6 separate regions of the Homo sapiens genome follow, and all the other regions are linked to region 6. A link is a contact called in ENCODE Hi-C or POLR2A ChIA-PET data. All regions are on one chromosome and are shown on one strand. Each heading gives the region's core, a stretch centred on a gene start or an enhancer-like site at or near the end of the contact. The rest is flanking DNA. Distances are from core to core; before and after follow the strand shown.

Evidence for each region. A loop is a pair of places that touch in the nucleus more often than their neighbours do. ChIA-PET counts read pairs that join two places held with the same protein, here RNA polymerase II (POLR2A). Pooled maps may share reads with other maps.
Region 1: a loop to region 6 is called in a pooled map, with 11 times the contacts of the local background. The contact joins the enhancer-like site here to the promoter of GFPT1 in region 6. A Hi-C loop is called at or near these places in 1 of 37 single-sample maps with no recorded cell type and 11 of 50 pooled maps. POLR2A ChIA-PET finds 5 or more read pairs at or near these places in 2 of 52 experiments (GM10248 and activated T-cell).
Region 2: a map of CD4-positive, alpha-beta memory T cell shows a loop between it and region 6 (7-fold over the local background). The contact joins the promoter of C2orf42 here to the promoter of GFPT1 in region 6. A Hi-C loop is called at or near these places in 1 of 168 maps with a recorded cell type or tissue (CD4-positive, alpha-beta memory T cell), 2 of 37 single-sample maps with no recorded cell type and 12 of 50 pooled maps. POLR2A ChIA-PET finds 5 or more read pairs at or near these places in 1 of 52 experiments (BJ).
Region 3: a loop to region 6 is called in a map with no recorded cell type, with 9 times the contacts of the local background. The contact joins the promoter of PCBP1-AS1 here to the promoter of GFPT1 in region 6. A Hi-C loop is called at or near these places in 4 of 37 single-sample maps with no recorded cell type and 10 of 50 pooled maps.
Region 4: a loop to region 6 is called in a pooled map, with 4 times the contacts of the local background. The contact joins the enhancer-like site here to the promoter of GFPT1 in region 6. A Hi-C loop is called at or near these places in 1 of 37 single-sample maps with no recorded cell type and 2 of 50 pooled maps.
Region 5: a loop to region 6 is called in a pooled map, with 3 times the contacts of the local background. The contact joins the enhancer-like site here to the promoter of GFPT1 in region 6. A Hi-C loop is called at or near these places in 2 of 50 pooled maps. POLR2A ChIA-PET finds 5 or more read pairs at or near these places in 5 of 52 experiments (GM10248, K562, PC-9 and 2 more).

The regions. Positions count from the first base shown.
Region 1 is chr2:70,139,288-70,142,485 of GRCh38, reverse strand. No RefSeq gene overlaps it. Among named protein-coding and RNA genes, the nearest start is that of LINC01816, 16 kb to the right of the region's middle. RefSeq lists silencers at 1-547, 1,035-1,329, 3,095-3,198 and enhancers at 968-1,507, 3,132-3,198. Within about 2 kb of position 1,270, at least 40 of the 41 ENCODE cell types and tissues checked have a DNase peak (open chromatin) inside an H3K27ac peak, as active enhancers do.
Region 2 is chr2:70,189,440-70,192,898 of GRCh38, reverse strand. It overlaps C2orf42 (chromosome 2 open reading frame 42), which reads left to right and starts at 1,880. Exons shown (of 10, transcript NM_017880.3): 1 at 1,880-1,926. RefSeq lists enhancers at 1,472-1,561, 1,582-1,641, 1,433-2,018, 2,232-2,281, 2,372-2,481.
Region 3 is chr2:70,085,381-70,089,008 of GRCh38, reverse strand. PCBP1-AS1 (PCBP1 antisense RNA 1) reads left to right here and starts at 1,994. Exons shown (of 11, transcript NR_033872.1): 1 at 1,994-2,031; 2 at 3,385-3,462. It overlaps PCBP1 (poly(rC) binding protein 1), which reads right to left and starts at 1,532. Exons shown (of 1, transcript NM_006196.4): 1 at 1-1,532. The coding sequence starts at 1,265. The coding sequence ends at 195. It also overlaps a transcript of ASPRV1 not described here. RefSeq lists enhancers at 228-394, 466-1,110, 2,316-2,525, 2,566-2,655, 2,796-2,935 and silencers at 1,446-1,505, 1,956-2,105.
Region 4 is chr2:70,069,480-70,072,825 of GRCh38, reverse strand. The region is part of intron 4 of PCBP1-AS1 (PCBP1 antisense RNA 1); the gene reads left to right. It also overlaps a transcript of ASPRV1 not described here. Among named protein-coding and RNA genes, the nearest start is that of PCBP1-AS1, 16 kb to the left of the region's middle. RefSeq lists enhancers at 1,668-1,737, 1,675-1,969. Within about 2 kb of position 1,830, at least 33 of the 41 ENCODE cell types and tissues checked have a DNase peak (open chromatin) inside an H3K27ac peak, as active enhancers do.
Region 5 is chr2:70,119,960-70,123,112 of GRCh38, reverse strand. No RefSeq gene overlaps it. Among named protein-coding and RNA genes, the nearest start is that of LINC01816, 3.8 kb to the left of the region's middle. RefSeq lists enhancers at 1-114, 1,930-2,029. Within about 2 kb of position 1,357, at least 5 of the 41 ENCODE cell types and tissues checked have a DNase peak (open chromatin) inside an H3K27ac peak, as active enhancers do.
Region 6 is chr2:69,385,227-69,388,743 of GRCh38, reverse strand. GFPT1 (glutamine--fructose-6-phosphate transaminase 1) reads left to right here and starts at 1,517. Exons shown (of 20, transcript NM_001244710.2): 1 at 1,517-1,679. The coding sequence starts at 1,673. RefSeq lists silencers at 1,098-1,207, 1,268-1,937 and an enhancer at 1,166-1,725.

The sequences.
Region 1 (3,198 bases), core at 21-2,520, 750 kb before region 6:
GGGAAAGGTGCTGACGAGGCGGGCGCGCGAGCTCGGCGGGGAGGGGTGCGGCCGGTCGGCGGCTGGCCGGTCCCCGACTTCCCGGCACCCTGGGCGACCGCTCCCTCGTGCGAGCGGGACCACGCCTGGACCGGGGCCCGCAGGTTTTACAGGGCAGCGGGGGGGATTTGGGGCACGTGGGGTCGGGCCGCACCCCGACCTCGAGACGGCGCGGCGCTGCGAGCAAAGAGCCGTCGCGCCCGGAGCCAGGCCCCGCCCTACCTGGGATCCCGTCGCCCTCCCGTCCCCGGGCCTACACCCGCCCCACCTGGGATCCAGTAGCCCTCCCGCCCCCGGGCCTACACCCGCCCCGGTCAGCTCCGGCCAGGTCGGGGAGGAGGAGGGCACGCGCCGGGAGGACCGCGACTGGCCGCCTGGAGCCCGTGGCTCAGGCTTTCCCAGCCGCTGTTTTCCCCTTTGTACATCGGGATCCGCTTCGCACACTTAGTTTCTGCCTAGCACATGCTGGGTGTTGTGTCCAGATACACTAATTCTTTTTCCCCTTCTTCCCCGCCAGTCACTAGAGCCGGTCTGGAAGGGCACTAACGCCTGGGTAGTCCTTCAAACAAAAAGCGTTGTGTGTCTTGCTTACTGGCCGTTAATAGAAGTTTCCCCTTGAGAGTGGCTTTGGTTAGGAAAAAGGTGGCAAAGGGCCCATCCCTGAACTGATTAGTTGAGCCTGGGACCTGATCAGAATTGAGGGGAGGAGTGTTACCAGAATTTTCTCTGTGCCCCGCACTTGCATAAGTGCTTATGGCTAGGAGCCCTGTGTAGGGCACACATTACCTTGGGGCGCCCTTCGCTTCTTTCTCCTCTTGCTGCCCCTTCCCGGAATCTCTCACCTCATGACGTGACTATGGTCAAGTCATCGTTTCTGGGATGGCCTGACCCCTGGGGACACGCCAGCCTCCAGGAGCTTATATGAGGCTGGTTTACCAGAGTAGACAGTGTAAGGCCCTGTCCTGGAAGGAGGAACATGAATATGTCCTGAAGTGCTTGTGTCATGTGTCAGGGGTTGTGCTAGGCTTTTCACATGAGTGATCTCATTTGATTCCCACAGCGGTCCTGTGAGCTAGGGGGAATCATCATCCCTCTATGTAGTTGAGGAAACTGGTTCCGCCGGTTTAAGCAACTTACCTCACATTTCACAGTAGGGAGGTGATGGTTGTAGGGCTTTGGCAAGAAAGTGTCAGTACCTGGTCAGGCCCCTAGGGTGTGAGACGCTCAGGGCCATCCTGGAGGGTATGGGTGAAAGCATGTAACACCGTGGGTTTCCCCCCCTCTGTCACCCCATTCTCTTGGCCACCGCTACCATTTATATCAAGGCAAAACCAGGTTAGGTGGCAGATGGATAGTGTTCGAGGCAGAAGAAGCCCCAGAGGGCAAAGACAGGGCAATTCCTTCTACCCCTCACCCCACACACACTTTGCTTTGGTCATGGATGGGTTAATGGAAGGACTCCTGTGTATCAGACTTGGGTCTTTTTTAGCACCATCTGGCAGAAGTCACCTCTCCTCACACTTGCTGCTTCTACAAAACATTGTTCACTTGGCAGTCAGCAGTGCAAAAGGCAGAAGTGTGGTGCGTGTGTGATTTGGATTCAGTGGACCCCAGAGACAATTGTGTTGTTTGCATTATGTTGCGATTGACAGCCCATAGACACTGCTGTGTTGTATGTGGAACCACAAAAGACGAGAAAGGCAACAAAAGCAGACGTTCCCTCTCCTTTTAAAATTATCTTGTCGCTGGGCACGGTGTCTCATGCCTGTAATCCCAGCACTTTGGGAGGCCGAGGCAGACGGATCACGAGGTCAAGATCGAGACCATCCTGGCAAACATAATGAAACCCCGTCTCTACTGAAAATACAAAAATCAGCTGGACGTGGTGGCGCGTGCCTGTAGTCCCAGCTATTCAGGAGGCTGAGGCAGGAGAATCGCTTGAACCAGGGAGGCGGAGATTACAGTGAGCCGAGATTGCGCCACTGCACTGCAGCCTGGCAACAGAGCGAGACTCTGTCTCCAAAAAAAAAAAAACAACTTGCCTGCAGGATTGGATAGAGAAATTCCCAGGAGAAAGCAAACAAATAAGGGTGCAGGCATTTGTCCTTCAAAACAGGCGGGCAGATCACAAGGTCAGGAGCCAAGACCACGCCATTGCCCTCCATCTTGGGCGAGTGAGACTCCGTCTCAAATAAAACAAACAAAAAATCCCCAGGGCTTTGTAGGTAGACGCTTTTTGGCTTTGAACAAGGCAGGTAGCTTCAGTGTTTCAGATCAAGGAGTGGATGTAGGTTGAAGTGGGCAAATCACTTGAGGTCAGAAGTTTGAGACCAGCGTGGCCAACATGGTGAAACCCTGTCTTTACTAAGAATAAAAACATTAGCTGGGTGTGGTGGCACACACTTGTAATCCCAACTACTCCGGAGGCTGAGGTGGGAGGATGGAGGATTGCTCGAACCGGAAGGCGGGGGTTGCAGTGAGCCAAGATCGCACCACTGCACTCCAGCCTGAGCAACAGAGCAGGACTCCATCTCAGAAAAAAAAAAACAAAAACGAGTGGTTGAGCCTGATTGACCCAGGGACACGTTTTGTTTGTTTGTTTGTTTTTTGTTTTGTTTTGTTTTGTTTTAGATCAAGGACCCTCTCTGTTGCCCAGGCTAAGTGCAGTCGCACAATTATAGCTCAGTTAACCTCAAACTCCTGGGGTCAAGCCACCATCCCACCTCAGCGTCCTGAGTAGCTAGGACCACAACAAGCACATGCCACGGCGCCCGGCTAATTTTTAAAATTTTCTGTAGAGATGGGGTCTCGATACGCTACCCAGCCTGGTCTGGAATTCTTGGCCTTGAGTGATCCTCTCGCCTCAGCCTCCCAAAGCACTAGGATTACAGGCATGAGCCACAGCACCTGGCCCAGGGACACTTTAAACAGGGAGTGAGGCCAGGGGAGGTGGCTCATGCCTGTAATCCCAGCAATTTGGGAGGCTGAGGTGGGAGGATCCCTTGAACCCAGGAGTTCCAGACCAGCCTGGGCAACATGGTGAAACCCCATCTCTATTAAAAAAAGAAAAAAAAAAAAACCACTAGTCAGCGTTGTGATGCACGCTTGTAGTCCTAGCTATCTGGGAGGCTGAGGGTAGGACGAAAGCTTGAGCCCTGG
Region 2 (3,459 bases), core at 631-3,130, 800 kb before region 6:
GAGGCTCAGGTGGGAGAATCACTTGAATCCCAGAGGCGGAGGTTGTAGTGAGCTGAGATCATGCCACTGCACTCCAGCTTGGGCAACAGAGGGAGACTCCTTCTCAAAAAAAAAAAAAAAAAAAAAAAAATAGAGTTAAGCTTTGTCTAAGGACTCGAAGTCAGTACAAAGGAATGCTTACATTATAAGGGTGGGGCATCTGCTTTTTATCATGTGGTGCTATACCTGATTCAGGCTGGAAAGTAAGCCACACGATACAGGGTTAATTTAAAAACTCATTTAAAAAGATGTTATGGTTTGTAGGGTGTGGCTTAATTCTTGCCTTGCATGGCCTTTGGTCTTGTTTATTATTTGGTATTCTATTGCTACAGAGAGTCTGTTCTGCCATTCTTATAATTTCTCTTTTAACATTAATGGTGGTCAGTTGTGCCTAAACTCCAAAAGAGGGAGTATAAGGAGGCATGTCCGACCTCCCTTTCCACCCAGGAGAATTCAGAATTCAGTTTAACATCCCCTTGGCCAAGGGGTGAGGGTTCATTCAGTTGGCTGTGGGGCATGGGATTTTATTTTTAGTTTACATAATAAATGGAAAGAAAACTAAAAAGTCTTCTGGAAAAATTGTGTCCCTCTCCCTCTCTTTCCAGTTTAAGAACTAATACTACAAACATTAGTCCTGGAATGTTCCATTTCTCTTTTTTTATTTTATTTATTTATTTTTTAGACGGAGTCGCTCTGTCGCCAGGCTGGAGTGCAGTGGCGCGATCTCAGCTCACTGCAACCTCAGCCTCCCAGGTTCAAGCGATTCTCCTGCCTTAGTGCCCCGAGTAGCTGGGACTACCCGCACGCGCTACCACGCCCAGCTAACTTTTTTTTTTTGTATTAGTAGAGAGACAGGGTTTCACCATGTTGGCCAGGATGGTCTCGATCTCTTGACCTTGTGATCCGCCCGCCTCGGCCTCCCAAAGTGCTGGGATTACAGCCGTGAGCCACGACGCCCGGCCGGAACGTTCCACTTCTCTTATAAATAGTTGACTAAGGTTTCCCAATAGTAAATTAACCTGCTACCACTAGTAAGTAGCCAGACTAGGGTCAGGAGAGCAGAAAACCTCATTCCAGGGTTTTCCAACACAGTGGCCTCACCATGAACACATTGCACTCGGGAGCTATCTTCAATCATGAACGATGAGCATTTAGATTTATTCCGTGATTCCAAGGACCAGAACTAAGATATACAGGAAGCTCTTTTTTATCTCATTTTAAGAGAAAACGTTCAAGTGTAGTTCAAAGTGTACTTAAGGGAGAAAAAGTTAACTTGTCATAAACATACATGTGATAGAGGTGAATACTCAGGTGGGCAAGAACCTCCAAACAAACTCCAAATTCGCAGCTGACATCTGCTAATAATGTAGAAAATCTCGGGCGATTTTTTTTTTAATTTTCATTTTTTGTAAGGACAGGGTCTCGCTATGTCGCTCAGGCTGGTCTCGAACTCCTAGCCTCAAGAGATCCTCCGCCTCAGCCTCCCAAAGTGCTGGGATTACAAGCGTGAGCCACCACGTCCAGCAACTCAAGTCATTTTTGCATCAATTACCAGCAAAAGTCTATTCAGAAATAGGACTCTCTCAGGCCAGAAGGGAGTCAAGACGAGCCTTGGAGGTGAGCGCCCAGTAAGATAGGCCAGAAGCACTCCAACTCCAAGGCAGAGCCTGAGCTTTACAGCCGCTAGGTCGGCGTATGTTCTACCACCGCATTCCCCCAGTGTCTCAGCGGTCTCTGAAGGAGAGAACTAAAACTCCCATAAGACAACGCGAGCTCAGGTGGGCGGCCACTTGCCGCGCGTGGGCGGCTCTGACCAATAACGATTGTCGTTACAGCGAACAGTTTGGCCCCGTTTGTAAAAGGCCGCGGCAGGCGAAGAGAGAAGAGGTGAGGGCGGTCGTCAGCTAAGGGCCCCGGGGCTCGCGGGGGGTGCGCAGGGCAGGTAAGGGGGTAGTGCTGAGCAAGGACCGGGGCGGCGGTGGGGCAGGGGTGTAGAGCTCGGGTTCCCAGCGGAAAGCATGTCCAAGGAGCGGCTGCCGGCGAGGTGATGCTTCTGCCTGGGCCTACTTGGGACCGGAAGTGAGCGCTCGCGCGGGGAGGATGCCGGGAAGCAGGTCCCAGGGGATATGTGTGTGTCGCTGCAGACCCATCCCGGAAGCCGGCCGGGAGGTGAGCGTCCCGGAGTCGGGCGGCCGCTCCGTTGACTGCAGGGCCCCGGCGGTCTTCCTCCGCTGTTCCGAGGCCGTTGAGGGCTGATGTGCTCCATCCTCCCACTTGTGGTTTGGCAAGCCATCCAGCCGACTACAAACCCACGTTTGTGAGTTACCTGCTGGCTGTGACGCTTCCGTCAAATCTGAGTAACAGTTTCCTCATCTCTAAGATGGGTAACATAGTATCTACCTCACAGGATCGTGTGGGCAGTACATGCATAGAAAGGATTTAACACGCAGTGTACTCAGCTAGTTTTATTATTTATCCGTAATGATCATTTGTTCTTTTCCCCTAACTGTGCCTCACAAGCATGAAACAGAATCCACCAAACATTTAGGTCTGGGTAGTGGTTGGATGGAAACCCATCGCGGGTTAACGCTTCCAACACCAGTCCCTTGACACTCTCCCGCCGAGGAGGCTGATTTGTAAACTTGCTGAGAAGAGAATACCCAGCAGATCTTTCAGGTTTCAAATCCACGTTCTTTACAAGTTGTGTTAATTGTTTGTATATGCTTTCGATATAGAGTCTCTAGGAAGTAATACTAGTACATGTTTTAAAATTCAAATACTGCCAAACAGTGAGATGTAAGTCTCCCTCCTAACTTCTGTTTCCCAAATCCCATGTCGTTTCTTCTGATGCAATAGACATTGTATGTGTGTGTGTCTAGATAGATACATATGTGTATCTCTCGTCTTTTTTTTTTTCTTTTAAAAGAGTAAAACCAAGAATAGCATATTACAAAGTGCTGCACTTTTTTCACTCCACAGTGTATCTTTTTTTTTTTTTAAGAGACAGGGTCTCACTATGTTGCCCAGGCTGGTCTTGAACTCCTGAGCTCAGTGATCCTCCCGCCTCAGCCTCCCAAAGTGCTGGGATTACAGGCGTGAGCCACCACGTCCAGCTACTCAGGCCATTTTTTTTTTTTTTTTTTTGAGACGGAGTCTCGCTGTCGCCCAGGCTGGAGTGCAGTGGCACGATCTCGGCTCACTGCAGGCTCCACCCCCCAGGGTTCACGCCATTCTCCTGCCTCAGCCTCCCTAGTAGCTGGGACTACAGGCGCCCGCCACCTCGCCCAGCTAATTTTTTGTATTTTTAGTAGAGACAGGGTTTCACTGTGTTAGCCAGGATGGTCTCGATCTCCTGACCTTGTGATCTGCCCGCCTCGGCCTCCCAAAGTGCTGGGATTACAGGCGTGAGCCACCGCGCCC
Region 3 (3,628 bases), core at 745-3,244, 700 kb before region 6:
TATAAAACTAAATATGGATCCCAGCATTAACAGCTGAACAGAGAATGTGATTTTTAAATTCTTAGCGGATGATAAAGTTGTGTAGAAACTGAACACTTACAAATTATTTAAAACCTGGAATCACTGACCAGAAATTACACAGTTGGATCATGGGAGAACAGCAGAAAGGGGTTATTGAGGGAACCTACACTGTTCTAGCTGCACCCCATGCCCTTCTCAGAGGAAAGCCTGGCATTGATTAGATACTGGGCCAGACTAATACTGGCAGCAGAGCCAGTGATAGTAACCTGCCTACCAGAGGAGCCTTCCACTGGGTTGGCAATTTTGATCTGGGCCCCGGACATCTGGCGGATCTCATTAATGTTGGCGCCTTGGCGCCCGATTATGCAGCCAATTAAGTTATTTGGAATGGTGAGTTCATGGGTGGTTTGAGTAGATGCATCCAAACTTGCCCAATAGCCTTTCACCTCTGGAGAGCTGGAGTCAATTCCGGCGAATCCGGTCCCGCCGTGCATCATGGCAAAGTGAGACTGTTGTCTTGCCACCTGGTTCAGCTTGGCCAGATCGAGCGGAGAAATGGTGTGTTGTCCTTGAATCGAGTAGGCATCTAGAGGTGGTCCCTCCAGGTCATGGGTGGCATGGGGGTAGCCCGCAGCGTCGCTGCACCGATCTTGGCCGCCCGCGCAGATGACTGGGGAGCTGGCCGGCATGGGCTGGTACGGAATGGTCATGACTCTCCCTTGCGGAGACTGGGAGAGCGTCTCCAGCATGACCAGGCAAATCTGCTTGACACACTCGGTGACAGACTGCGGCACGCCAGCGATGGTGATGGCCCGCTCGGTGGAGTTGGGCAGCATATCCCCCGCCACCTGGACCTGCGCCCCCGTACTCTCGCGGATCTCTTTGATCTTACACCCGCCTTTCCCAATCAGGGAGCCGCACTGGGTGGCCGGCACCACCAGCCTCAGGGTGACCGGGGGCCTGCTGGCCGCGGTACTGTTGGTCATGGAGCTGTTGATATCTTCCTCCAGCTTGTCGATGATCATAGCGAAAGCCTTAAAGATGGCATTGGTGGGGCCGGTCAGAGTGATGATTCTCTCCGGACAATTCCCCTCCGAGATGTTGATCCGCGCGCCACTCTCCTCGCGGATCCTCTTAACCGACTCCCCTTTCTTCCCAATGATGCTTCCTACTTCCTTTCCGTGCATAAGAAGCCGAATGGTGAGAGTCACATTTAGTCCACTTTCAGTCACACCGGCATCCATGGCGAGCGGCGGGCGGCGTTCGGGGGAGTTGGGCTCGTTACGTGGTCAAGTCTTTGGCGGCTGGCGGGGGGAGGGGAGGTGTAGGCCCAAAACTGCCGGCGCGAGGCGAGCGAGGGCCGCGGGAGCGAGCGGGAGCGGGCGGGAGGCCGCAGCGTAGTCGCAGGGGCGGGCGGCGGCGGCGGAGGGGGCGAGCGGGGCCGGGAGCGGCGGGCGGGCGGGTGGGCGAGGGCGCGGCGGTGGCGACTCCGGCGGCAGCCTCGGCGGTCTGGGCGGGGCGGGAAGCCCGCTTTCAACCCCGCGTACCCTCTGACCCCGGAAGTGCTTGCTGCGCAGGACCCCTTGAAAAAAAATGAGGACCCGTCTTTTTTAGGTCACAAGATTGCGCCAACCCTTACATGGTCCTTAAAAAAAAAACCTTCTGACACTGCAGTAGTGAAAATGAAGCGCACGATGGGCGGAAGCTGTGAGTCCGGCAAAGTTTTAAAATGATGACGTATTTTATTAACTCTAACGGCACTGGCGGGTGACTGAAAATACTAGTGCTGTGTATGCGGGATAGACATTATTTTCCTGCCCTACATGAGGGGCTCGTGCGCGGAACGACATGGGCAGCCCCGGCGGAAACTGCAGGCACAAGCCGGGACGCCGCGGGTTTAAAACATGCGCGTGAGGTGACCAGAGCGCGTGCGCGAGGGTGTGGGGGGATGGGAGGGGCAGCAGCCCTCTTCCGGGGGGGAGGGGCGGCGAGGCGAGGCCTGCGGAGCGGGTGCGCGCGGGCGGGCACGTGGGGCCCTTTCGTCCCCGGCGTCCGGGCGCCCTGCATGGATCCCCCACCCCAGCTCCTGCTCCCCGGCGGCGGCCGGTGGGCAGAAAGACCGAAACCCACTCACGGCCGCCTGCCGAATCGCGGCTCTGCTGTTTGTGGGGCGTGCTAGAAACGTGGTCCTAAAAAGAATGGCGTCCATTTACATAATGCTTTGTTTGCGTTTCGCAAGTTTCTTTCGGTTAAAGCCACAGAAACCCCACCTCCTGCCCTTGTGTCGTTTCCACCGCGGCACCCTTTTCCGACATTAGAAACAATAGTGTACGCCTGTGGAGGCCTCGTTTGTTCAGGGGCTGCCGGCCAGGGCTTCAGGACGTTTCTGCGGCTTTCCCCGCGCGGCCTGGGCTCCCGCGGCTGCTTTTCGGGCCCATGGGCGCAGCCACTGCGCCAGGCTCAAGGGGGGCGGCCCCGTCAGGGCCCGCCATCTTGGAAGGCCTTTTTTGCCGGTTCTTCCCGCTGAGGAAGTGTCGCTCAAGACGCTGGCCTATGAGTTGTGATTTCTGCCTTTTCCCCTTCCTCCTTGGGCTAAGCCAGACCAGAAAGGGCCCCGTGCGCAACGTGCTTCACAATCTCTCAGGGAAAGCGGCTAACGTGGCGCTACTCCGCCTCCCCTGTTCCTTACCCTTGGGGCGGCCGCCATGTTTCCTGAACACAAAATGGCGACACGTGGTTAGCATTCGTCGCCAACGAGAAATTGGGGTCGGCCCGAAAGCTCTAGAATGCACCCCTCTTCCTCCCCGGGGCCTTCCACCTCCGCGAGTTTTATGACTTAAAAAAGCCCACAGGCTGGTCTGAAGGTCGGAGGCCTAATTTTAACGCGTTTTCCTCCCTTTAATTTGAAACGGGAACGCGAATGACTGTAAAATGTGGGCACAATATTTAATCTCTCGCCTTTTTAAAGCTTAATAGTGGATAATAGGGGGGCAGTATCAAGGGATAATTTGGGTCCCCACAGTACCAAAGCATTTAGAAACCTCTGTTTAATTTAAGGAATGAGATAAGTTACTGCTTTTCTAGACTTCCTAGCATGGGCTGTTGTGCTGGAGAGAACGAGAGCTACGAAGAGACTACAGTGCCTCTGACTTTTTCATAGGACAGTTGGCCGGTGAATCTTATTAATAGTTTACCACAATTAAGTGTTCATTTTTAGTCTAGAAGGGACAGGCGTTTATTGTGCATTGGCCAGTGCCAGCACATCCGATGCAAGGCAGTTCACCGTATTCTATCTTTAATTTTTACCATGGTCCTCTGAGGTAGGTGTTCTTATCTCTCTCTCTCTCTCTCTCTTTTAAACAGAGGAAGACAAACATAAAGATGAAGTGCTTAATTCAAGGTCACACAATGTCGGGGATGGACCTCCAGATTTCCTTACTGGTGAGCACATTTTCCAGGTTTTTCTGTAAATCAGGGTTTTGGAATTTAAATACTATTTAAAACGTTTAGGTGAGCTTGTCATTTAAATGAGCCCTTCAGGTAATCTTTTGTTGTGCAGTCAGCCCCTTTTTGTATCAGGCAGCTCCCAGCTTTTCCTGATAAGAGC
Region 4 (3,346 bases), core at 581-3,080, 680 kb before region 6:
TCTGCCTTGACCTCCTGAAGTGCTGGGATTACAGGCATGAGCCACCATGCCCTGCAAAAAATTATTATTTTTGTTTTTATTTTATTTTATTTCATTTTATTTTTGAGACGAAATCTTGCTCTGTCGCCCAGGACAGAGTGCAGTGGCACAATATTGGCTTACTGCAACCTCTGCCTCCTGAGTTCAAGTGATTCTCCTGCCTCAGCCTCCCCAGTAGCTGGGAGTACAGGCACTCACCATCATGCCTGGCTAATTTTTTTATTTTTAGTAGAGACAGGTTTCATCATGTTGGCTAGGCTGGTCTCAAACTCCTGACCTCAAGTGATCCTCCCGCCTCGGCCTCCCAAAGTGCTGGGATTACAGGCGTGAGCCACTGCGCCCAGCCACCTGGCCTTTTTTTATTTTTAAGAGATAGGGTCTTGCTTTGTCACCCAGGCTAGAGTGCAGTGGTGTGATCATAGCTTACTGTAGCCTTGAACTCCTGGGCTCAAGTGATCCCCCTGCCTCAGTCTTCTGAGTAGCTGGGACTACTGTGTGCCACCACACCAGGCTAATTCTAAAAATTTTCTGTAGAGGCTGGGTGCAGTGGCTCACACCTGTAATCCCAGCACTTTGGGAGGCCGAGGTGGGTGGATCACTTGAGGCCAGGAGTTTGAGACCAGACTGGCCAATGTGGCGAAACCCCATCTCTACTAAAAATACAAAAGTTAGCTGGGCATGGTGGTTCACATCTGTGATCCTACCTACTCGGGAGGCTGAGGCATGAGAATTGCTTGAACCCAGGAGGCAGAGGTAGCAGTGAGCTGAGATCGTGCCACTGCACTCCAGCCTGGGCAATAGAGCGAGACTCTTTCTCATAAAAAAAAAAAAGAAAGAAAAATTTTTGTAGAGACTGGGTCTCGCTATGTTGCCTGGGTTGGTCTTGGACTCCTGACCTCAATCAGTCCTCCCGCCTTGGCCTCCCAAAGTGCTGGGATTACAGGCATGAGCCACTGTGCCCTGCTGAAAATTATTTCTTGTTTTGAATTGAAATCTAATTGAGACTTCTCATTAATTTAATTTTTGTTTTTATTTATTTATATTTGAGACGGAGTCCCACTCTGTCACCCAGGCTGGAGTGCAGTGGCACGATATCGGCTCACTGCAACCTCCACCTCCTGGGTTCAAGTGATTCTTCTGCCTTGGCCTCCTGAGTAGCTGGGATTACAGGTGTGTGCCACTACGCCTGGCTAATTTTTATATTTTTAGTAGAGATGGGGTTTCACCATGTTGGCCAAGCTGGTCTGGAACTCCTGACCTCAGGTGATCCTCCCACCTCAGCCTCCCAAAGTGCTGGGATTACAGGCGTGAGGCACTGTGCCCGGCCTAATTTTAGACCAGTACCCCGGAACTATACAGAATAAATGTAATACATCTTCCACATGCAAACTCATGAACCTTTGAAGACAGTCTTCCTATGTGTAAGACATATTTGCAGTTTATCCTAATACCTAAACTTGCTTTCAGTTCAGATCATTCTGCACAGAAACAATTTCTACTTCTCCCTACTTTGTAAATGCAGTCTGACAAATCTGTGCTTCACTTAGGATTATTTAGTTACAAGGTGAGTATGCTTTCCTTTCCTCCTTGAAGAATGAATTGATGGTGAGCTAAGTCTTTACAATTGTCTGTGAGTTTGGAGGGTTTGCAGTCTCCTACTCTTGTAATCATTAGGAGGTCAGGCTGCTGCCCTGCTGCATACGCCATCAGAGCTCACAAAATGGCTGGAAGTTTATCCGGGCACTTGACAAACTGCATTTACTTCATCAGGCCACTAGGTGATGAACAACTCACAAACCCAGACTGCCAGGGACTGTGGTGTACAGGGCAGTTTCTGTTTATACTTGGAAAGGCCATTCGAAGTCATCTGGTCCAAACTCATTAAAAGGTTTTTGTTGGGGAGGGGAAACATGTTTTTTATATAGTTTGTCTTTCCTGGCTTTGTTACAGTTAAATGTTAATTGCCTGGGACATTTCCTTTTTTTTTTTTTTTTTTTTTTTTTGATACGGAGTCTCACTCTGTCACCCAGGCTGGAGTGCAATGGCACAATCTCGGCTCACTGCAGCCTCCGCCTCCCGGGTTCAAGCGATTCTCCTGCCTCAGCCTCCTACAGGCGTGCGCCACTGTGCCCAGCTAATTTTTGTATTTTATTTTTTTAGTAGAGACAGGATTTTGCACTGTTAGGCTGGTCTCGACCTACTGACCTCATGATCGCCCGCCTTGACCTCCCAAAGTGGTGGGATTACAGGCGTGAGCCACCACTTCCAGCCAAGTAGGACATTTCTTTGAGTGATTTTCTTAGAAGGGGGGCATGAGTGGTACTTTCAAAGTCTTTTTATGTCCAATTTCTTTTTAACCTTCGTGTATGAATGATATTGTGGTTAGGTTTAGAATTCTTGGAATACTAGTCCTAGTCTCGACAAAGTCTAAGTAGCTTTCCAGTGTTTTGAGTTTCTGGTGATACAGATGAGAAGTCCAATGGGATTTTTTTTCCTTGTAAGTAATAATCTGTTCTCTTGTTCTGGAAGTTTGTGAATTTTTATTTATGCTTAGAGTTTCCTGTGGTATGCTTCTGGTATGTCTTTTTTTTTTTTTTTTTTTTTTTTGAGATGGAGTCTTGCTCATGTTACCCAGTCTGGAGTGCAATGGCACGATCCCAGCTCACTGCAACTTCTGCCTCCTGGGTTCAAGCGATTCTTCTGCTTCAGCCTCCCGAGTAGCTGGGATTACAGATGCGTGCCACCACGCCTGGCTCATTTTTGTATTTTTAGTAGAGATGAGGTTTCGCCGTGTTGGCCAGGCTGAGGTGTATGCCTTTTAAAAATAACACTTGTTGGCACTTGATGAGCCTTTTAGACTTAAAAACTTAAAGTCTTTTTTCTGTTCAAGGTTGTTTTATTGCTTCCCTTTCTTTTTTTTTCCAACCTCCTTACTTTATAGAACTCAGAAAGGTGAAGTGACTTGTCCAAGCTCATATAGCTAGTTACAGATGAACCTCAAGCAAATAACCTGACTCCTTTGATGAACTAGACTTTTGTGTATTGAATATTGCTCCATTGAGAGGGCCATTATGAACAACTTAGAAACTTTTTAGTGAGACAGGAATTTTGCCAAGCCTTTGTGGGGAGATGAAGAAGGAAGAAGAGATAAAATTCATTATTTGTGGCCCATTTGAAGGGCTAAAGAATTCGCAAGTTCCCTGGTATCTCAGTTATTGAGCTACCCCGAAGCTCTAAAATGTAATAAAACCAGGAAGTTGCTTGAGCACTTGGAGAATTAGATTTTTAGTAGTCAGGAGTTGGATAA
Region 5 (3,153 bases), core at 108-2,607, 730 kb before region 6:
GGTAAAGGATATGGTTTCGGGAGTCCCAAGACCCGGGTCCACGTCCCAGCTCTGACACTAAATGTGTTATCTTGAACATGTCACATGGCCTTTCTGAGCTTAATTTCCCCAAATGTAAAATGGAAATAGTAACTTATTTCATAGTGTTGCTGTGTTGATTAGATGAGACATTATATAAGAAAATGCTTTGTGAACTGTAAAGCTATTTACACACATAAATAATAGTAAAGATAGATATTATTCAGATGCTGGCAAGAGGGATATTCTTTGCAAAACAGAATTAAAAAAAAAAAAGAAAAGAAGGCATGGTGGCTCATCTCTATAAACCCAACACTTAGCACTTAGGGAGGTCGAGGCGAGAGGATCACTTGAGCCCAGGAGTTCAAAACCAGCCTGGGCAACATAGCAAGACTCCCGTCTCTACAAAAATAAAATTAGCCTGGCATGGTGGCATGCGCCATTAATCCTAGCTATTTGGGAGCCTGAGCCCAGGAATTTGAGGTTACAGTGAATTATGATCATCCCACTGCACTGCAGCCTGAGTTGCAGAGCATCTCTTGAAAAAAAAAACAAAAATGTGGGAAAACTGTGGAAAATGAAAAAGACTTCTTGGTTGCCATCTCCAAATTTGGGGACTGATTCCTAATTATTCCTTTTAGATCAATTACCAGGTGATGTTAAATATACTGTAATAGTAAAAGCTAGAAATAATCTAACTTTTGAACAGTTGGAGGATGATGAAGTTATGGGTAATGGGAATAATATGTTATCATCAAAGTTAAATTTCTGAAGAATATTTAATGACATGGGAAACCAGTCATAATATAACATGAAAGCTAAAAAAGCAAGGTACTAAATAGTGGTGGAGAGGAGGTGTAAGAAGAGACTTTTCTCACCACCCTTCACAGCTTTCTGTTTGGCCCCTGAGTGGGGTGTCTGATGCCAGAGAACGTGGGACATATTCTAAGGCCTTAGTCTTACACAAATAGCTCACTCCCTGCCTCCCAAGAGACAGGGATTCAGAACAGGTGAACCAGGAGCCTAGAGCCTCAGGGGAGACCAAGGACTGTCCCAGATCCAGGCCCTGATTCTGTGGCCCAATGGCCTGACAATCTAAGGTCCTCTGTCTACCACTTCTTCCAGCCGGACTGTGGACCTCAAACATAACCTCTCACTTCCTGCTTTGACACTGTTTCCAGAGTGGGTTTATAGGAAAGACCTCCTCCAAAAAAGCAGGCTCCAACTACCAACACTAGAGAACTAAGCTCTAGCCAGGTGCAGTGGCTCACGCCTAATCCCAGCACTTTGGGAGGCCGAGGGGGGCAGATCACTTGAGGTCAGGAATTCAAGAGCAGCCTGGCCAACATGGCAAATCCCTGTCTCTACTTTTAAAAATACAAAAATTAGCCGAGCGTGCTGGTGTGTGCCTGTAATCCCAGCTACTTGGGAGGCTGAGGCATGAGAATTGCTTGAACCCAGGAGGCAGAGGTTGTAGTGAGCTGAGATCACACCACTACACTCCAGCCCAGGCAAGGCAACAGAGCGAGACACCGCCTCAAAAAAAAAAAAAAGAAAAGAAAAGAAAAAGAGAGAACTAAGTTCCAAAAAGAGGGGCCATGTGGGCCACAGGAGAGGACAAAAATGAGCTGTCACTGGTGGTTGGGGAAGTGCAAGGGGCTCCAGAGAGAAGGTGACATTTATGCTGGTCATGGGATGGTATTTGGCAAGTGGAGATATGATCATTAAAAGAAAGTTGTATTGTTATTATCTTACATTTCATAGTTCAGGATGGGGGAGGGGAGATGTTTTGTTTAAAATACCCTTTCTCCTCTTTTTTTTTTTTTGAGATGGAGTCTTGCACTGTCACCCAGGCTGGAGTGCAGTGGCCCGATCTCGGCTCACTGCAAGCTCTGCCTCCCGGGTTCACACCATTCTCCTGCCTCAGTCTCGCAAGTAGCTGGGACTACAGGTGCCCGCCACCACGCCTGGCTAATTTTTTTTGTATTTTTAGTAGAGACGGGGTTTCACCATGTTAGCCAGGATGGTTTCCATCTCCTGACCTCGTGATCCACCCACCTCGGCCTCCCAAACTGCTGGGATTACAGGCATGAGCCACTGCACCCGGCCCCCTTTCTCCTCTTATTAAAACTTTTATTGTAGAAAATGTGGAAAATAAAGATAAGAATATTAAAACATAAATAAATAAAGATAAGAATAAAAGTTTCCAGGCCAGGTGCAGTGGCTTACGCCTTTAATCCTAGCACTTTGGGAGGCCAAGGCGGGCGGATCACCTGAGGTCGGGAGTTCGAGACCAGCCTGACCAAAATGGAGAAACCCTGTCTCTACTAAAAATACAAAATTAGCCAGATGTGGTGGCTCACGCCTGTAATCCCAGCTACTTGGGAGGCTGAGGCAGGAGAATTGCTTGAACCTGGGAGGCAGAGGTTGCGGTGAGCTGAGATTGCGCCATTGTACTCTAGCCTGGGCGACAGAGCGAGACTCTGCCTCAAACAAAAAAAAGGAATAAAAGTTTCCTATAACCTCACCATCTAGAGCAGTGGTTCTTAACCCTGGCTGCACATTAGTGTCTCCTGGGGAGTGTTTAGGAAATACCATGAACTTTCTCCACCAATAACTTGAAGGGAAAAAAAAGAAAAGAAATACCATGAACCATCTGCAGAGAATCTGGTTCACGTGGGGCGAGGTGGGCCCCATGTTCTCTCTCTCTCTCTTTTTTTTTTTTTTTTGAGACGGAGTCTTGCTCTGTTGACCAGGCTGGAGTGCAATGGTGCAATCTTGGCTCGCTGCAACCTCTGCCTCACAGGTTCAAGTGATTCTCCTGCCTCAGTCTCCCGAGTAGCTGGGATTACAGATGTGCACCACCACACCCCGCTAATTTTTGTATTTTTAGTAGAGATGGGGTTTCACCATGTCAAACTCCTGACCCCAGTTGATCCACCCACCTTGGCCTCCCAAAGTGCTGGGATTACAAGCGTGAGCCACCATGCCTGGCCTGTTCTCTTGCTCATACACACACACACACACACACACACACACACACACACACACACACAAAATCTCACCCCATCCATTAGCAAATTCTATCAGTCTACCTTCAAAATAGATCCAAGATCTGAACACATGTCACTGTTT
Region 6 (3,517 bases), core at 268-2,767:
TCAGCTTCTCTGAGGCAAGTGAAAAAAGGCACTTTTCCCCGTAAGAAGAACTGAAAGCCTTATGCTCACTTAATCATATAACCAGCCATAGAAGGTTAATTCCGCTAAGAAAATAGGACTTTTTTTCACTCATTCCAAAATAAATTTGATCTTTTACTTTGTGCTGTGGTCTAAAAGTGTTGGGTATGTAAAATCTAGTTCTAGCTTCAAGAAACTTACAGCCCAGTGGGAAAATACAGAAAATCATAAAATATCAAAGAATATTTCTTTACAGTGAGTAGCTCAAAGAGTAAGAGGTTAATGCATGTCTCCAAGTCTGTCTAGGGGGGATAAAAAAGGCTTTCCTGAAGAGGTAGCATCTAAACAGAGACGTGGTGGGGATTCTATGCAGAGTAACCAAAGTGTGCAAAAGATTTGAGAATCTTGGCCCAGTTGAGGAACTACCTGTTGAGCCTGTTGGGAGTGTATAGGGCTGGAAGGACGGCTAAGACCAGACACATGAACAGCAGTCAGCAGGCTAAGACCAGACACATGAACAGCAGTCAGCACTCCAGGAATTCTGTGTGCCATGTACGTTTTTGATACTACTCTACTCTAGAGCCATTATAGAGTTCTGATTACTCCACATTTGACTAAAGATACCATTTAAGGCTGTTTAAAGCAAATGCCCAGGTAATAAATTCTCAGAAACATCATCCCTCTCTAATCAAGTCTCTCTTGTCAGACATGGCGCATTAATTCATAGAATGAATCGTTCGTAAGTCAAACGCGCGGCTGTTAAAGCTAGGGAATTCCTAGCCGTCTCAGGTGGGTCATGGGAGGAGGTGGGCCAGCAGTTTCTTACGTCCAGGCTCATAGTCGGATAGTTGAGCCTTACATTCCTCCTCTACCCCTCCACAATAAACTGAGGGTTATGGAGGCAACGGATGCGGAGGGCTTTTAGGGGCCAAGCATATTACACAAGGAATTGAATTGCTTATTACCAGAGAGGCTGACCTTTGGGGCTTTACAGTCAAGAATTTTGTTATCTCTCTCCTCCCACCTCAACCTAATTCTTTGCAATTTTTTTCAGCCTTATGTTCCCCAGGATTCCCTTTTCATACTTCCTGCTTTTTTCCTCCTCTTTCCTCGCTTCGTGCAGTGCTGGCGCCTGGGGCCTGGGGCTGCACGGGGCACGCACCCGGGCTATTGCTTTGCTAACAATTCCATCCTTCTCTTTCCGTCATTCCCTGCCAGGTGCTGAGTTTCTCCCTCCCTCTCGGCTCGGTCCCTCCCGCGGCTCGCCCCGGGGCGGGCGTCTCCAGGAACTCCAGGCGGACGCGGCCACGAGCCACTGCCACGTCGCCGCCGCCAGCAGTCCAGCGCCTGCGTGGGCTCGGGGGGCGGGGCAGCGCTGGGAGGCGGGACTTGCGCGTGAGCGGCGCGTGAGCGGTTCAATGGAGCCTACGGGCGGCGGCGCGCTGCGCGCCGAGGGGCGGGGCCCGGCGGCGGTTGCTGGCGGAGCCCGGGAGGCGGAGAAGGCTGTCGTTGCCTTGGCCGTCGCATCCCCGAGGGAGTCGTGTCGGCGCCACCCCGGCCCCCGAGCCCGCAGATTGCCCACCGAAGCTCGTGTGTGCACCCCCGATCCCGCCAGCCACTCGCCCCTGGCCTCGCGGGCCGTGTCTCCGGCATCATGTGTGGTAAGGGGGCCGGGAGCGGGGGGCGTGTTGCCGGGTGGCGCTGGGGTGCGGTGCGGGTGCCGCTAAGGCCCAAGGCGACGGGCGGAAGCGGGAGTGTGGAGGGTGCGAAGTCTGGGTGATGGGCAAGGGGCGCCCAGTGGTGGCTGCGGGGGCGGGGGCCGGCATCCACGGGCGGGAGAGGGGGTGGCGGCCGGGAGAAAGGCACCTGAGAGGAAGGCGGGCCCCCTTTGCCGGGGGCTAGCGGGCGCCTTGGCGCGGAGAAGGAACCGAAAGGGGAGAGAAACGCCTTTATTGAAAAAGGAGGAGAGAGCTGAGGGAATTGAGGTGTGGAGGGGGTTGCCTTCAAAAGGGCCCACCAGGTGAGTGAGGAAACCTGTGGAACCTCGGGCGAGGTCTCTTGAACTTACCTTGCATTTTTCTAAAAATCTTTAAAAAAATATTTTACTTGTTTCTGGGGAGGCCCAATAGAAAACAGACCCTAGCTAGAGCCACGGTAGTGCCATTAAACGTGATACTTCCTGCCATCCCTTGTCTCAACAGAAACCATTGCTAATCAATAACTTGGTTCATGGGCTTAGACCTGATCCTCTGGTGGAAGAGGCCTTCAAATGTCTGTGGCGATAGGTTATACATAATTTATCATTTGCGTGTGCACCCATTAAAAATGCCAGCTCTGAAAAATATCAGTTATACCTTGGATGTATACCCCTTTAGAATACCAACTATGAAAAATATCATTTATCCCTTGCATGTGCATCCATTAAAAATACTAGCTATGGAAAGTTGAGCAAATATCTTTCCTAGAGCCTTAAAAAATTAAGGTTAGGCCCTTTTATTCCATGTTTTGAGAGTCGTTTATTATGACCTAAGTGTTAGTGAAAGAGACTTTGAGAATCGTGTCTGACATGACTGATATCTTCTAAAATTGGTGTTAATTTGGCTATTGCCAGTAAAAATAATTGTATTCTTACCTTTCTTATTGAAATTTACAACCGACTTTATCCCTGGAAGAAAGTACACTTTTTTTTTTTTTTTTTAAAGGGAAGTACCATTGTAAGAGAATTGAAAACTCTCTGGGAGACTTCTTATTTGCAGCCTTTTACACGAAGGAACTGAACAGGAGGTGGATTGTACTCGTTAGTGTATATATTTCCTGTATTTAACTTTATGCTCATTTCAGCTTCTGAAAATGAGGAGCAGGTTTAAATTTAGAGTAGATTAAAAAAAAACCCACATAAAAACAGAAACACCTATAAATAGCTTACTGAAATTATTAGAGTAGAGCTGACTTCAGAATCAGACTTTTGCAGTGTCTACTTAGTAGAATGGTTTTGCATTTAGTTTGGAGCTGTGAAGTAGTGAATTTGCAAACTGGTCAATCTCCAGTGTGCTTCATTTGGTAGTTAACTGTTCCTGAATGATGAGGGGTGTGCCTCATCAAGTACTCAACATTCTGGTTGCAGGTCATTTCATCATGTTCCAAGAAAAAAACGTAGTCAAAGTACTTACTGAAAAAAAAATAAATAAATAAATAAATCAGCGCTGGGCGTGGTGGCTCCCGCCTATAATCTCAGCACTTTGGGAGGCCGAGGCAGGTGGATCACCTGAGCTCAGGAGTTCAAGACTAGCCTGGCCAACGTGGTGAAACTCCATGTCTACTAAAAATACAAAATTAGCTGGGCGTGGTGGTACGCGCCTGTAATCCCAGCTACTCGGGAGGCTGAGGCAGGAGAATTGCTTGAACCCAGGAGGTGGAGGTTGCAGTGAGCCGGGATCGCGCCATTGTAATCCAGCCTGGGTAAAAAAGAGCAAAACTCCATCTCAAAAATGATAAATAA